Regions from separate parts of the Homo sapiens genome. Here regions 2 and 3 are each linked to region 1. The links are chromatin loops, found by intact Hi-C in ENCODE. Cell type or tissue: gastrocnemius medialis. All regions are shown on one strand.

What was found. Hi-C counts contacts between places; a loop is a spot of excess contacts. Peaks named below come from ENCODE experiments on the same cell type or tissue, not always from the same donor. Only the 100,000 strongest peaks of a DNase experiment are listed, where the experiment ranks them.
Region 2: it touches region 1 in a loop (7-fold over the local background); 5 of 110 quality-filtered maps call a loop at or near these places.
Region 3: it touches region 1 in a loop (2.6-fold over the local background); 6 of 110 quality-filtered maps call a loop at or near these places.

The regions. Positions count from the first base shown.
Region 1 is chr9:90,099,872-90,104,871 of GRCh38, reverse strand. No RefSeq gene overlaps it. Among named protein-coding and RNA genes, the nearest start is that of MIR4290HG, 61 kb to the right of the region's middle. In gastrocnemius medialis, a CTCF peak has its summit at 2,364 (motif pointing right); a DNase peak (open chromatin) is centred at 2,391.
Region 2 is chr9:89,683,302-89,688,301 of GRCh38, reverse strand. All of the region lies in intron 3 of LINC03062 (long intergenic non-protein coding RNA 3062), which reads right to left. Among named protein-coding and RNA genes, the nearest start is that of LINC03062, 46 kb to the right of the region's middle. RefSeq lists an enhancer at 1,987-2,558. In gastrocnemius medialis, no CTCF peak of the experiment used is centred here; DNase peaks (open chromatin) are centred at 2,981 and 3,267; H3K27ac peaks cover 3,059 bases.
Region 3 is chr9:89,940,133-89,945,132 of GRCh38, reverse strand. No RefSeq gene overlaps it. Among named protein-coding and RNA genes, the nearest start is that of MIR4290, 81 kb to the left of the region's middle. In gastrocnemius medialis, no CTCF peak of the experiment used is centred here; a DNase peak (open chromatin) is centred at 3,123; H3K27ac peaks cover 986 bases.

The DNA.
Region 1 (5,000 bases):
GGGAACACGTCATGTTGAAATGGAAGGAAATTAGGTAGTAACTCAAATCCACACTAACAAATAAAAGGCCCTGTTAATGTGACAACATAGGTAAAAGTAAAAAACAGTATAAAGGTACTTTTGGTTCATAACTTCTTTCTTTTTTCCTTTTTTTTTTTTAGATGGAATCTTACTCTGTTACCCAGGCTGGAGTGCAGTGGTGTGATCTTGGCTCACTGCAACCTCTGCCTCCTGGGTTCAAGCGATTCTTCTGGCCTCAGCCTCCTGAGTAGCTGGGATTACAGGCACACACCAGTGTGCCCAGGTAGTTTTTGTATTTTTAGTAGAGACAGGGTTTCGCCATGTTAGCCAGGCTGGCCTTGAACTCCTGGCCTCAGGTGATCCACCCGCCTTGGCCCCCGAAAGTGCTGGGATTATAGGCATAAGCCACCGCACCCAGCCATTTCTTTCTTTTTTTCTGTCTGATTTAAAAGACCACTACATAAAACAGTAATTCTAAATCTTGAGTGATGGGCACACAATGTATAAAGATGTAATCTGTAACAATAGCAGCATGAAGGTGGGAGGGAGGATCAAAGATCATAGAAGCAAAGTTTTTGTATACCTGTGAAATTAATTTGGCGTTAACTCAAACTAGACTGTCATAAACTAAGATGTTTCTTAACGGGAGAAGCAGGGAGGAAAGAGCACCAGAGATTCTGGTCTACATGGTCTGTGCTGAGGTCTCAGTTGTATTCATTTCCTGTTGCCACTGTAACAAATTACCATAAACTTAGTGGTTTAAAATAACAGATTTATGATCTTGCAGTTCTGAAGGTCAGAAGTTCAAAATTAGTTTCAGTGGACTAAAATCAAAGTGTTGGCAGGCTGCATTACTTCTGAAGGATCTAGAGGAGAATCAATGTCTTTGCTTTTCTCAGTTTTTAGAGGTCATCTACATTCCTTGACTCAGACCTCACATGACTCTGATCTCTGCTTCCATCTTCACATTTTCTCTGGCTCTTAACTGCCTGCCTCCCTCTTATAAGCAATCCTTGTGATTTTATTTAGTACCCACCAGGTGATCAGGATAACCTCCCCATCACAAGATCCTTAACCAAATCACATCTGCAAAGTTCTTTTTACCATGTAATTGTCTTAATCCATTTGGGCTGTTAAAACAAACGATCATAAGCTGGGTGCTTACAAAAAACAAACTTTCAGCCAGGCGCGGTGGCTCATGCCTGTAATCCCAGCACTTTGGGAGGCCAAGGTGGGTGGATCATTTGAGGCCAGGATTTCGAGACCAGCCTGGCCATCATGGCGAAACCCCGTCTCTACTAAAAATACAAAAATTTGCCAGGCATGGTGGCACGGGCCTGTAGTCCCAGCTACTCAGGAGACTGAGGCATGAGAATTGCCTGAACCTGGGGTGGGGGCGGGGAAAGGGGGTAGTGGGGAGGGATGTGGGCGGAGGTTGCAGTAGGCTGAGATGGCTCTACTGCTTTCCAGCCTGGGCGACAGAGCGAGACTTTGTCTTACACACACACACACACACACACACACACACACACACACACACACAATTATTTCTCACAGTTCTTGAAGCTAGGAAGTCCAAAATCAAGGTACCTGGAGGTTTGGTGTCTGCTCAGGACCCACTTCCTGGTTCACAGACTGTGCTTTCTTCCTGCACCTTCACATGGTGGAAGGAGCAAGGCAGCTCTCTGGGGCCTCTCTGACAATGGTACACATCCCATTCATGAGGGAAGAGTCTGCCTGAATTACCTCCCAAAGACCCCACCTCCTGATACCACGACACTGGTGATTAGGTTTTCAAACTACAATTTTTGGGGGGACACAAATATTTAGACCACAGCAGTAACATATTCATAGGCTCCAGGCATGCAGAAGTGGACATCTTCGCGGACTTTATTCAGCTCACCACATGAGACACAAGTGGTCTATAAGTCTCCCTGTGCGATGCTGAAGTGCAACCAGGGTTTAGAATTACCCAGGCAGAGTCTGGGATGCTCACACCTAACAGAGCCTTCAAGCCTCCAGGAGCTTCATTAGCCTGACCCACACCCACTCCAGACTTCCAGAATCAGGATCTCTGGGGGTGCAGTCTGGGACTGTCACTTTTTAAAGTTCTCCCACGTGATTCTTATGTGCCCAGGGTTGTAAATCCTCTCAGAGGAGACATCAGCAGTCCATACAGCCCAACACACCACAGAGTAAAGTCCCCTGAGAAGTTTCAAGAATCCCTGGACACTTGGTGACATTCAGAGGCCAGGGTTCCAGGTAGACCTGCACCTGCTCCTTCAGGCGTGTCTTTTTGGCAGAACTTCTCAGGTAATTCTGATGCCCATGAAGGTTGACCGGTTGTCCTGTGGAGGGCAGCACTGGCCTACAGATGGATCTAAGCAGCCCCAGCCAATCAGGCTGTTTATATGCAGAGTGACGCATGTGGCCAAGGAGATGTTACACGTGTAAAGGCTTTGCTTTGGAGCGAGCTCTTAAAGGAAATGATTTCTTTCAGAGCCAAACTCAGACACCTAGCAGGGAACAGTTTGAAAAGGTCACCATATACTTGACCCTTGGTAAAAGATAGGGAGCCTCCAAAGATGGAGATGTGTCTGCAGGACTTAATTGTTGAAGAATCACAAAGATCCTCTCTAAACTATTTCAAAATAATACCATCTAGTGTTGCTGTAATTTGTGCTATTAAAGGAAAAGTTACATGAAGGGGAATATATCTTAGCATGACAAAAATGCAAATTTAGAGTGTGAAGTTAGTTCCATTTTTTTAAATTCAGAATCACAGTAGAAAAAAATGTAAAAATTATTTAAAAATTAGAGATAGAAAAAACTCTGAAGACATCTTGTAAAACAGATAACCTGCCTCATAAAGCTACATGGTAGCTTCTCAAACTTCTCTTATTCTATCTGAAAATGGAAACATGGCTCCTTGTCCAGTGTACTCATATTGAGGTGTAGTGAAGATCAATAAGGGATATACAAATTAACCATTCAAAGTATTACAAGCAAAGGGCAAACAATGTGTCTGTCATTTAAAAAGTTAGGATTGGCCTTGCGCAGTGGCTCATGCCTGTAATTCCAGTACTTTGGGAGGCAGGCCCAGGAGGGCGGATCACGAGGTCAGGAGATTGAGACCATCCTGGCTAATACAGTGAAACCCCGTGTCCACTAAAAATACGAAGAATTAGCCGGGCGTGGTGGTGGGCGCCTGTAGTCCCAGCTACTCAGGAGGCTGAGGCAGGAGAATGGCATGAACCCGGGAGGCGGAGCTTGCAGTGAGCCGAGATCGGGCCACTGCACTCCAGCCTGGGTGACACAGCGAGACTCACTCTCAAAAAAAAAAAAAAAAAAAAAAAGAATTTATCGAGATAAACAGGGAAAACTATATTTTAAAGATCATCTGCTTATTTCCACATTTTTTAGTTGGATATATGAAATGTGCAATTAACTATCAACATAAAAAGTTGACTAAGATACTCAAAACTGAAAATCCTAAAATACCTACAGAAATAAATGAAACTAACATGGTTCTTAAGCCCCAAACTTAAGCAAGCACTCACATATTTGTCTCTGGCAGCCTGGCATATCAGCCATGTCTGAACGCCGCTAAATTTGATTCTTACTTTACCTACAGGCAAATAGCAGCATATGACTGTCTCTACAACATTCTTGACCTATAAATCTTCAAAGCAACAATGCTCTACTACAAAAGGAAAAAAAAACCAAGACCACGAGTAACCCATCTTCAAACTGTCACTCTAATCCTTTCTCTGACTGTCAGATTAAAGGTTGCTGCTGTCTGGAGGTCTGTGGCTTCAAATTAGAGATGAGATCATCAAAAAAGCTTAAATTCAAACTTCAGATTGCTGGCTTCACTATGCTCCTTGGTGAGAAAATAAATACGTAAATAGTTACCCATTAGACATGCTATCAAGAATAAGAATGAATCCTGCATACATGTAAAATATCAATAATAAGATATCAATAAACTTATTGACAATATTACAGGACACTCATGTCCAGTGGTGGTTAAAAATCCAGCCTGACCTTACAGTAGACATTGAGCTACATGCCAGTCAGTGATCAAGATCAAGGGAGGCAAGCTCTAGCCCCCACATCCAAATCCAACACAGCCTACTTGTGTATACAGCCTGTGAGCCGAGATGCTCTCTGGATTTTCAGTGAATGAAAACACATGAAAAGAACAAATACACTTTATGACCAATGAAAAACAAATGACATTCAAATTTCAGTATCCTTAAAGTTTTGTTGGGACTCAGTCACGTTTATATCTTTGGAGATTATCTATGGCTGGTTTCAGGCTATAAGGGCAGAGTAGCGTAGTTGTGACAGAGACCATATGGCCTACAAACCTGAAGATACTTGCTATCTGAGCTTTTATGGAAAAACATTGGTTGACCCCTGTTATAGACCATGGGCTTCAACCCTGGCTGGACAATGCAATCATTCTGAGAGTATTTAAAAGAACTGATGGGCAGGCCCTTCAGAGAAAGCTTTATACTAATTGGTCAGTTTTGATCTGGAAGCCCATGAAAGTTGATCGGTTGCCCTGTGGAGGACAGCACTGGCCTGCAGATGGATCTAAGTAGCCCAGCAGAACAGGCTACTTGTCGAGAGAACCAGATAAGTAAGTGTAATTTCAAGTTGCCCAGCCCTCCCCTTGGCCCTCTTCCCACCACCCTTGGCTTCTGAATATTTCCTTTGTGAGATTCTTTCTACAACAATGCCTTCCCAGGGAACATCCTTTGCTGCCTACCCTCCTCCGACAGATGTGCAAAGATGTGCACACTCAAAACACACCATCTCTCAAACATGCACGTGTGCACACGTGCACATATAAACCTGCAAACACACATGCATATATATTTACACACACACCGCTTGTGTGATCTCTGGAGCTCAAAAAAGTGGAAAGAGGATTCTATTAAATTAAGATTGTGAGTTTCTTATCCAAATTA
Region 2 (5,000 bases), 420 kb after region 1:
GTTTTTAGTTACCTTGTTTTTGTGGGTTTTTTCCTTCTGCATTTGGCTTGATGACAGTCTCAAAATTGTTCCAGGCCCTGAATCACAATTTCTTTCCTATTGGGTTCTTTTCCCCTGGATATCTCTTTTCCAGGCCTTATCAATAAGGATCCGTCAGAATATAGGGCAGCCGAGCTTTAGTTGGGCGGTGCTGTGCCCTCAGCCTTGAGCTCTAAGAAAGGCAGCTGCTTTTAGGGAAACTTGAGGGGGCAGTACTACAGCTCCTGAGGCTCTCCCGCCCAGTTTATGTGTGAGGACCGGGAATGTGTATATCCTTGTATGGTTTGAATGTTCCCTCCAAAGCTCGTGTTGAAACTAAATCCCCAATGTGGCAATATTGAGACTCAGGTGGGGCCTATCAGAAGTGATTGGATCATGAGGGTTCTGCCTTTAGGAACAGATTAATCTCTTCATTGATTAACAGATTAAAGGGTTATCTCAGTGGCTTTATGAGCAAAGGAAAGCACGCTCAGCCCCCTTACCACGTGATGCCTTGCTGAGCATGTTCGTCAGTCCCCACCAGCAAGGAGGTCCTCCCCAGAGGCACGCCCTTGACCCTGGACTTCCCAGCCTCCAGAACTGTAAGAAATTCCCTTTCTTTATACATTACCCAGTTTCAGGTATTCTGTTACAAGCAATGGGAAATGGACTAAGACAGCCCTCTAGGTCATGTGGCTCTGATAAAAGTCAGTGGGGAGACTTTAAGCCCATCTGATTCCCAGTCCTGTGCTCCCAGGACACAAGTGGCTCTGAGCCCCTCCTGCCCCTCCTGACAGGTTTCAGGAGGTGGATGCTGTGACCGGCCTGGCCACTCAGTAGGCACGTGTTTACATTGCGCATGTGGGTAAGTAATAAACCAGGAGCAAAAATTACAGACATACAGGATGGGCAGGTGGAGCCCTGCAGCCTCCCTTGAGAGCATGAAAGAAATATTGAATGGGGCTAATGTCATTCTGTCCTCTGACACTGAAGCCAAGAAATAAAATGCCCTACAGAGTGGAGGGGCCTGGAACTCTACACCAGTGTTCTCATTGTATAAACCACAAGGAAATACAGTTTTCCACAGGCCTCCCTGGCTTCTGTCGGAAGCACTGGCTCTCTGGCCTCCTGTCTGCTGTCCCAATGAATATGCAGAGAGAGGCTGGGGCTGAGCTGCAGGTCAGCCATGCTGCGCCTCACCTATTGAAAGAGGGAGCTGGAAGTAAACTCTCCGGCCCCCCAGCTTTGACATCTGTGCCCATCCTAGCCAACTCTCACAGAGCTGGCATGCAGGGTTGGATGAAGGAGCACCCTGGGATCCATAGCACAGGGCAGGGTACAGGACAGCAAGATACAGGCTCCCTGCCAGCCTGGGCTGGCCCCGAGGGGGCTGTAGGTCAGGGATACCACTGAAGATTTGCCCGTTAGGCAGCTGCCGGCCCTGTGCGACTGCCTCCTGGACTGCACCCCAGTGCTGGAGGTGGCCACCTGGGATGGGTGCAGTGGCTGAGGAAGCTGAGGTGACCCTGAGCCTGGAGGAAGGCCAGCTGGGGGCTGTCTGCTGACCACATCCCTGCAGCTGGGCAGCAAGGTCTTCCTGGAAGGGAGTCTAGAGTGCATAGCAGGGTCCACCAATGCTTCTAGAAAGCTGTACATCATCAGTATCATAGTCATCAGTGTCCTTTGTAGAGGGGCTTCTAGGCATCCTACATCTGATATCTCACTTACCAAGGGGGCAACTCAGCCATAAGGAAACTGAGTGAGCTGCCTACAAAGGAGAAGGAAATAGTTTTATAAAAAGAGAAGGCATATAGTCACCAACAGGAGAATGGGAATGGTAGAATCTGGCAGAGCTGCTCTTGGGAGCTGCCTGGGCATGTTGTTCAGAACCACGTGAGAGCATTGCTGACTCTGACCTTGATGCTCCCCGAGGATGAGGGCTGAGCCTGGAGCAACACAGGTGGCAGGGCAGGAAGAGCAGGCCGGCTCCCTGGGGATGGGAACCAGCAGGGAGGCTGCAGCTCCAGGCAGGAGTGACCAGGTAATGTTGGAACATCTGTCTGGACGTTCTGCAAGAGGCTGAGTCAGCAGCCAGCTAGGTGTGATTTAACTGGAGTGCACAGAGCTAGATGGTAAGAGAAAGCACGCATTTTTATTGTCCTGTCAGAAAATAATAATGCTCTTATGGCCAGCGTGGATCTCAGGTGAGCAGAAAATTGCACATTCGTCATTTCCCTACATATCAAGAGCCGGATCCCCCACACCACATGGGTGGGAATTTCCACCAGGGTAGTTCCTGGGCCTCTCCCCACCCTGCCCCAGAGTTTGTCCAAGTTGTCCAGGTTTACGCAGGGCCAAGCCACTGGCGAGCCTCCCAGTGCTCACGGACCCTGCCCCGGGTCCAATCTTCTGCCCAAATGGGCGCAGCCTCTGTTAGGATGCTGGAAGCCGGAGGTGGAGCATTTATACCCACCAGATCCCCAGCTCCCCCAAAGAACAGGACACAGCCCTCCTGCTGGAGGGACACACAGAGAGCCCTTGCAGATGTCCCACATCCAGGGAAATGTGTGTCCCCTGTGCCATTCCTCTCTGTGGGTACACGCTGGAGTGGAGGAGTAAGACAAAGCAGACAGAGAGCAGTTCCATTCCATGATGGCAACCCCAGGATGACAAGGGAGGCAGTGCCAGACGACTGACGCTGTGCCCACTCCCATGCTCTGGAGTCAGGCCTGACAAGGAAGATTTATTTTTGGTACAGGCGATAAGGCATAAAAACCCACGCACCGCACGTGCCTGTGTTTTGTGTGGCATGAATACATGTTAGCCGTGACCAACAAGAACGCAAAGCCATTACTTGGTGCCTGCAGAGGGAGGCCTGGCCAGTTCCTATAGCAGGACAGCAGCCCGAGCTGTCTCCAGGGAGAACCTCCAGCCTGCAGCTTGAGTCACACAGCACAGATCCAAGGCACCACCTGTGCCTATTCAGATTGTCTCATGCTCCAGAGAAGTCCATGGAGTGCCGTCCAGATATTCCAGCCCAACAAACCTTCTAAGGGAGAAGCAGGCGCTGACTGGCCCTCACGGTCCCCTGGCTCTCCACTGGAGCCAGAGTTCCCGACAGGACTTGTGGAACAGAATGTCAGCATTTGCTTTGTCTGGAAAGCTCAAGAGCATGTGGATCCGGCCTCATTCAACGGCCCAGAATATCTGCCCCTGGCATTGGTGAGACATCACCCTGTTCCTGCTAAAAGCACAGCAAGGGCTGCCGATGTCCACAAGGGACCTGCCCGCCAAGGCAGATTCTGTCTCCCGGGTCTTCTGAGCTCTGTCCAGCTGCCAAAAGATAGGCTGTGCCCAGAGGAGGACAAAACATTTTGCCCAAGGACTTTATTATGCAACGACACGAAAAATTACCACGTGAGAGTTTTATTCCTCTGAAAACACATTTTGTTGGAAACATTAAATGTTATGTTATTTCCTATGCTGTATATTTAAATACTTTATTTTTCTGGGCAAAAATGCCAGGAAAATAACTTGCCTCTCTGGAGGAACTACTCTACCTTTTTTTTTTTTTAAAGAACTGGCACTTCAAAAAAAAAAAACCCTTAGCTGTCAAGAAATGAGAGTTAAGTATTAACTCCATGCCAGCATCCACTTTATCTTAGATTCCTGATATATTCATTTCTCTTCCCCACTTTTCTACTAAAGTCTGCCAATGTCCTTGATTTCATTTTAACTCCTTGTGGGAGCATGCCAAGGCACCTGCAAGCCCTTTGAAAGAAAGGGAGGAATTAAAAGTAAATTAGCAGAGGCACTTGTAAGTAAGCAAGCATAAGGCTTGGGATTTGTGCCTCGTCATCTGAAGCAGCCTTGTTGAGGGCCGAGAGCTGGAAATGGCAGGAGAAGAACCCTTGGGCCCTCTCTCTAAGAATCCATGGGCTGTCCAGGAAGCATGGGGTTTCCCAGTCTGGAGCGAGAAGGGTAATAGCAGGGAGCATCAGGTATCCTCATTGTCTACTGCTGTGTAACAAATCGTCCCAAACTGAGTGTCTTAAAACAACCACAGTTATTTTATGCTCACTCCTGGTGTCAGGAAGGCTCAGCTGGGTGGCTCTGGCTTAGGGCTTTCTGCGGTGTAGTCAGACAGTGACAGGAGCTGTCAGGGGCTGGCCAGGCATCTCATCATACAGCCTCAACCCTTCCCATGTGCTCTCTCCCCATGGGATATTTTGTGCTTCCTGGCATTATGGCGGCCACAGGTGGCAGGACTTGTTGGGTGTTATTAACACTCAGGGCTCCAGCAAGAACCTCCCAGCAGCGCTCAGTGTAGAAGCTGCAGTGCCTTTGAGGGCTCATCCTCAGGAGTCAGACACCATCCCAGCAGACACACTGTCTGCTGGACACTGTGGATCCGCCAGTCCTGAAGATGAGCCTGGGTCCCAGGGGAGGAGGCAGACCTCACCCCTCAGGGGTAGGGGTGCTGAAGAACGTGTGGGTGCATCTCAAAACTGCCACCCACAGTATGCAGCAGTCGCTGGCCCCAACCCCAACTGGAAGGTAAAGAGGGATAGGACGGGTGGACTTCTCACTTAGTCCAGAGAGGTGATAACAAAGAATGCTGGAGCTTCTGCTGCTGGCCAGGCGTGTCTCTACAGAGAGGCAGTGCTGGAGAAGAAAAACACACTTCACTCTGAGAACAATCCACCACTCAGCATGTGCCACACAGACCCTCTCCCACAACCCTGCCAGCCCCTCACCGTGGGCCAAGTATATATGTCTGGATCTGGCTAGGATCACTGCACTACCAAGAAAGGGGCAGCCTGTAGGCCCTGCTACGGCCTGTGCCTGCCAGGAGCACGCTTAGCTTTTGCTTTAGGGTACAATGAGGACACTAGAGTCTAATTGCCCTCTGGCTCTGGGGCTAAGAGACACCACAATATGTGCTTTCACATTTTAAAAAATTTAATTTAAAAAAAATCATA
Region 3 (5,000 bases), 160 kb after region 1:
TTAAAAAAAAAAAAAAAAAAAAAACACAACAAAAACAGTCTAAAGCACTGGGCGCAGTGGCTCACGCCTGTAATCCCAGTACTTTGGGAGGCTGAGGCAGGCAGATCACCTGAGGTCTGGAGTTTGAGACCAGCCTGGCCAATATGGTGCAACCTTGTCTCCACTAAGAATACAAAAATTACTCAAGCGTGGTGGCAGATGCCTATAATCCCAGCTACTCGGGAGGCTGAGGCAGGAGAATTGCTTGAGCCCAGGAGGCAGATGCAGTGAGCCGAGATCGTGCCATTGCATTCCAGTCTGGGTGACAAGAGTGAGACTGTCTCAAAAAATTTAAAAAAATTTTAAAAAGTGCCTGGTCTGAAGGATAAAATCCAAAGTCCCAGGGTAGCAATGCCTGGCATGCCTGGCTCCCATGCCTCAGCTGGGCCCTTCCTCTCCCTCCACCCCCCTGGGCTTTGCAGAGGGTTCCCTGCTCCCTGCCTCTGCACCTCTGTGCATGCCCTTCCTCCTCCCCTCCCCTGTGATGTCATTCTTGGGAGGCGCTCTCCAGCCTGCCTAGGATGAGGTAGCACTTCTCCCTTTGCTGCCTCCATAGTCCTCTGCAGCTTCATGGTAGAATAGTGGCTTCTCTCTGCTGTCTGGAGTGTGAGCCCTCTGTATTCCCACTCCTGGCATGGGCCTGGGACCTGGCACAAAGGAACAGCCTGTAGTTGGCTATGCATGGATGTAAGAACCTAAGGTGGGTGCATAGACTTGAGAGGGATGACACATGGACTTGCAATAGTCTCAATGGGTCTTCTATTCAGGAACCAGAAAAGCAGCCCAAACATAGCCTTTTCCGAACAGAGCTCACTAAAGAGGTTACTTACCCCAACACTCGGTAAGCTTTGAGTGACTTGCCTGATTTGATTAAATGCCTATGCTTTAATGTTATTTCTTTCTAAACATACTTGATTTATTCAGAAGGAGGAGCTGAAATCATAGAAAAAAACATTTTGTCCTACAAGGATTTTTTCAATGTCATAAATAAAATACATTTACAATACTTCAACCTTTAGATGCTTGGAAAACAGACCCCCGGGTGACAAAAAGAGTTGTAGCACATGAATATCGGTTTGTGTTACAAGCCAAATATTAAATAAAGGTAAGGAGTCATAAAATAAAAATGTTTACAGCCCTTGGCTGAGTCTGTGAATTTCACACACCTAATAGATCATCTGAAACACTCCAGAGGAAGACGAGACCCAGAGAGCAGACCTGACCAACCCAAGCCAGCAGAAAACACAGTCAAGGGTACCAGATGCTATAAGGAAACCCAGTCACCATGTGGGCTATTGGAACCTCTGCTTCTCCCCATAGCCTGTTTTCTCTAGCAAATGCCCTTGAAAGCTAATCAATAAAGAAAGTCATACATGTTATTCCTCCTGAAAAAAAGTAGCAGCAATAAGTAATAACTCCAATGTCTGGGGAGGGAAAGAGGTGCAAGGTCCCCCCAAAGGTGGGGCAGGGAGGGGGACATGATCAAAGAATCATGTCCCCAAGATCAAAGGCATCCTCTGGAGCCCTGACTGCAGGTGGGAGGATACAGCAGGAGCCCCTGTGAGTTGTGCTCTCACAACCACCACAGGCGCAAAGGATTTCCAGCTAGGATGAATGCTCAGAGGCACAGCCCCAAAGGCAGGTCCCACCCAAGGAGTCTGTGTTCCTTTTCTTTTTCTCAATCCACGTCCAGTGCATTAGAGTTGGTGCAGGGGTACACAAGACAATGCTGGGATTCCTTAGGGGGTGTTTGCTTTGCAAAGGAGGGTAGGTAACCTGACTCAGGAGGTCTTCAGGGTGCAGACACATGGAAATGCTATTTTAAGTCTAGCAGGTGGTGGAAACCACGTATAGTAGGAACAACTTCAGGGCTCTCCAGACAGCCACTGTCTTACTCAGTGGCCCATTATTCTCACCTGGCCTGTTCTAACTGCTCCTGTCATACCCCTGGATCCCTTCTCACACATGCCCACTGAAATCTATCATCACCACGGGCTCCTCCTAGAACATCTGGGCTTTTTTCGCTCTATTGCTCTAAAGCTGCTGCAGCACACACATTGTTAAAGAGACATAACCCTCCTCCTAATCTGTAGGACACTGCACAAAAAAGTCCAGTTGCTGAGCTTGGGGGAGGCTGGTTCGCACCCCGTCATTCAAGACCCTCCTCTTCAACTTCCATCTATCCACAGCCAGCCCCGCTGCGCTTCCTCAGCTCCCACACTCCAGCCTTGTGCCTCAGAGTCTGGCCCATTCCTTCTTTCCTCCCTCATCTTTCTCTCACAGCATCTCTCACTTTTCTGGATTTCTGAATTTCTGTGTCGGCCCGGGCTGCAGTCATCTTGAGACTTGCCTTGGGGAAGATCCACTCCTGAGGTTCACGCATGTGGCTGCTGGCAGGTGCTCAGGTTCTTATGGCTGTTAGCAAAAGACATCAGCCCCTTTCCACATGGGCAACTCACAACATGGCAGTGTGATTCAGTAGAGCAGGTGAGCTGTGAAGACTTGATGGGAGAGGTGGGTGCAAAGAGGGACAGACAGAGGGAAGTCACAGTCTTTCAATCACCTACTCTCAGATGTGACCTCTCTTCCCCTTTTCCGTATTCTATGTTAGAGTTAAGCCATAAGTCCTGCCCACCCCCATGGGGAGGGAACCCCAGGACTGTGAGCATCAGCGTAGCTTTCCCCGTCATTCACTCCAAGCAAGGTGTAGGGGTCTCCTTCACAGCCAAGCGCATCCTGTGTCATGCTATCTTTCACTCTCCAGTCCTTTCTGGATCTCCCTGCTTTCTCTGGGGCCAAATACCTTTCTTTATTTTTCCTTTATTTCTGAGTTTCTGGCTTCTGCCCTGCCCAGAACCCCTAGGTCTGCTAGAAAGCTGCCTTCCACACTTCCACATGGCTGGGGTGATGATAATACGACGGTGAATGTATCTGGTTTATTTCTTTTAGAAGCTCCCATACATTCCATATGTGTGATCTCATTAGCCTCCTAGCATCTCTGCAAACCAGAAGAGTGACAGGTGTTTACAAGGAGGGCATGGGCCTTAAGTAATCTCTTCAAAATTATAGGGTGAGTCACAGGGAGCACAAGGACTTAAATAGAAACTGCTTGGCTTGCAATGTGGTCCTTTTTCCACTCAGTTGATTGGCAAAGAGTTATTGCTTTTCTTCCACCAAGAAATGGGTGTTTACACCACCCAGATAAGCATGTTCCAAAATCTCCAGCACTCACCGACTGGGGCCAAGACAAAATCACCATTTTTTAGCCTGGCACAGTAGGTTCCCCATGCAATAATAGCTCTTCGTCCATGACAGGCCTCCCCACTTTTATCAGCCCCTTACCCACTATTTGAACCCTATACTACAGCTGAATTGCTGTAGCTCTTAGGGATGGTTGCTGCACCTGGACTGCCTCCCAAGACCCAGGATCATGGCAAACTGCACTCTTCCTCCAACCCTCAGCTCAGATGCTAAGCCCTTTCTCTTCCAGGACCAGTTGTAATGATTTCTGTCCATGATTTTAGTCATGAAACTGAGAGCAAAGCATGTGCCTTTTAATCTGCAATTTCAGCTTAAGCAGTGTTCTGCTTATTAGCTTTATTTTGCTAATTTGTTGTTGTTGCTGTTTGTTGTTGTTGTTGTTTGTTTTTTGTCTGTTTGTTTGTTTTTTGAGACAGGGTCTCACTCTGTCACCCAGACAGGAGCGCAGTGGCATGATCTCAGCTCACTGCAACCTCTGCCTCCCAGCCTCAAGCGATTCTCCTGCCTCAGCCTCCTGAGTAGCTGGGATTACAGGTGCGCACCACTACAGTCCGGCTAAGTTTTTGTGTTTTTAGTAGAGATGGGGTTTCACCATTTTGGTCAGACTCATCTTGAACTCCTGATCTCAAATGATCCACCCACCTTGGCCTCCCAAAGTGCTGGGATTACAGGTGTGAGCCACCCTGCCCAGCCTATTTTGCTCATTTGTGAGTCAGGAATTTGAAAAGAGCTGGCTGGGAAGCTTTAGCTTAGAGCCTCTCATGGGTGACCATCAGATGTCATCCAAAGGCTTGGTGGGCTGTCCTTGCACGATGTCTTGCTCACATGGCTGGCAGGTGCACAGGCTGCTGGGTGCAGCTGGACTGGGGCTGTCAACTACAGTGTGTACCCATGGCATGGTGATCTTAAAGTAATCATACTTCCTACATGGATTGTGGCTTGTCCTGGTCTTCAGAGAACCAGGCAGAAGCATGGCTTTCCTGACTGAGCCATGAAAGTCATTCAGCACCAATTCCACTGCATTCTGTTAGTCACGAGTGAGTCACGAGGCGAGTCCAGATTCAAGGGGATGAGAACGAGGCTTCACCTCTTGATGAGGAATGTCAAGGTCACCTTGCAGAAGAGCACATGAGACAAGAGAAATTGTTGCAGACTTCTTTGGAAAATATAATCTATGATGAGTGGCATGGTACTTTTGCTTAGTAATTACTTTATAAATATTGAATGACCATAAATGAAGCTTTTCTCTACCCTAGCCACTTGGCAAAAATGAACTGTAACAGAGTGCGGTGGTTCCAGCCATTCTAGATAGGCTTTCTCTGTGCTTGCTGCTGAACCACCATCAGAAGTCCCAGATGCTGCTTAAAAAGGCAGATTTTTAGACACCACTCCAGACTCATCAGCTGGCGCCTCTAAGGGTATTGTCAAACGTGTGTATTTTAACCAATCTCCTGCCCCAGGACAATTCTAACGTGCTACCCAGAGGAGATGGAGGAAAAATTCCACAAGAGGTTGTATTAGTTACCTATTGCTGGGTGGAACATGCCTCCAGGACTTAGCGATTTAAAGCAGCAACCACTTATTATATCCTGATTTCTGTGGGTCGGGAGTCTGGGTGTGGCTTAGCTGGGTGTCTCTGACCCTGGGTCGCTCACAGGGCCACAGTCAAGGTGTGGGCCCAGGCTGCAGTCATCTCGAGG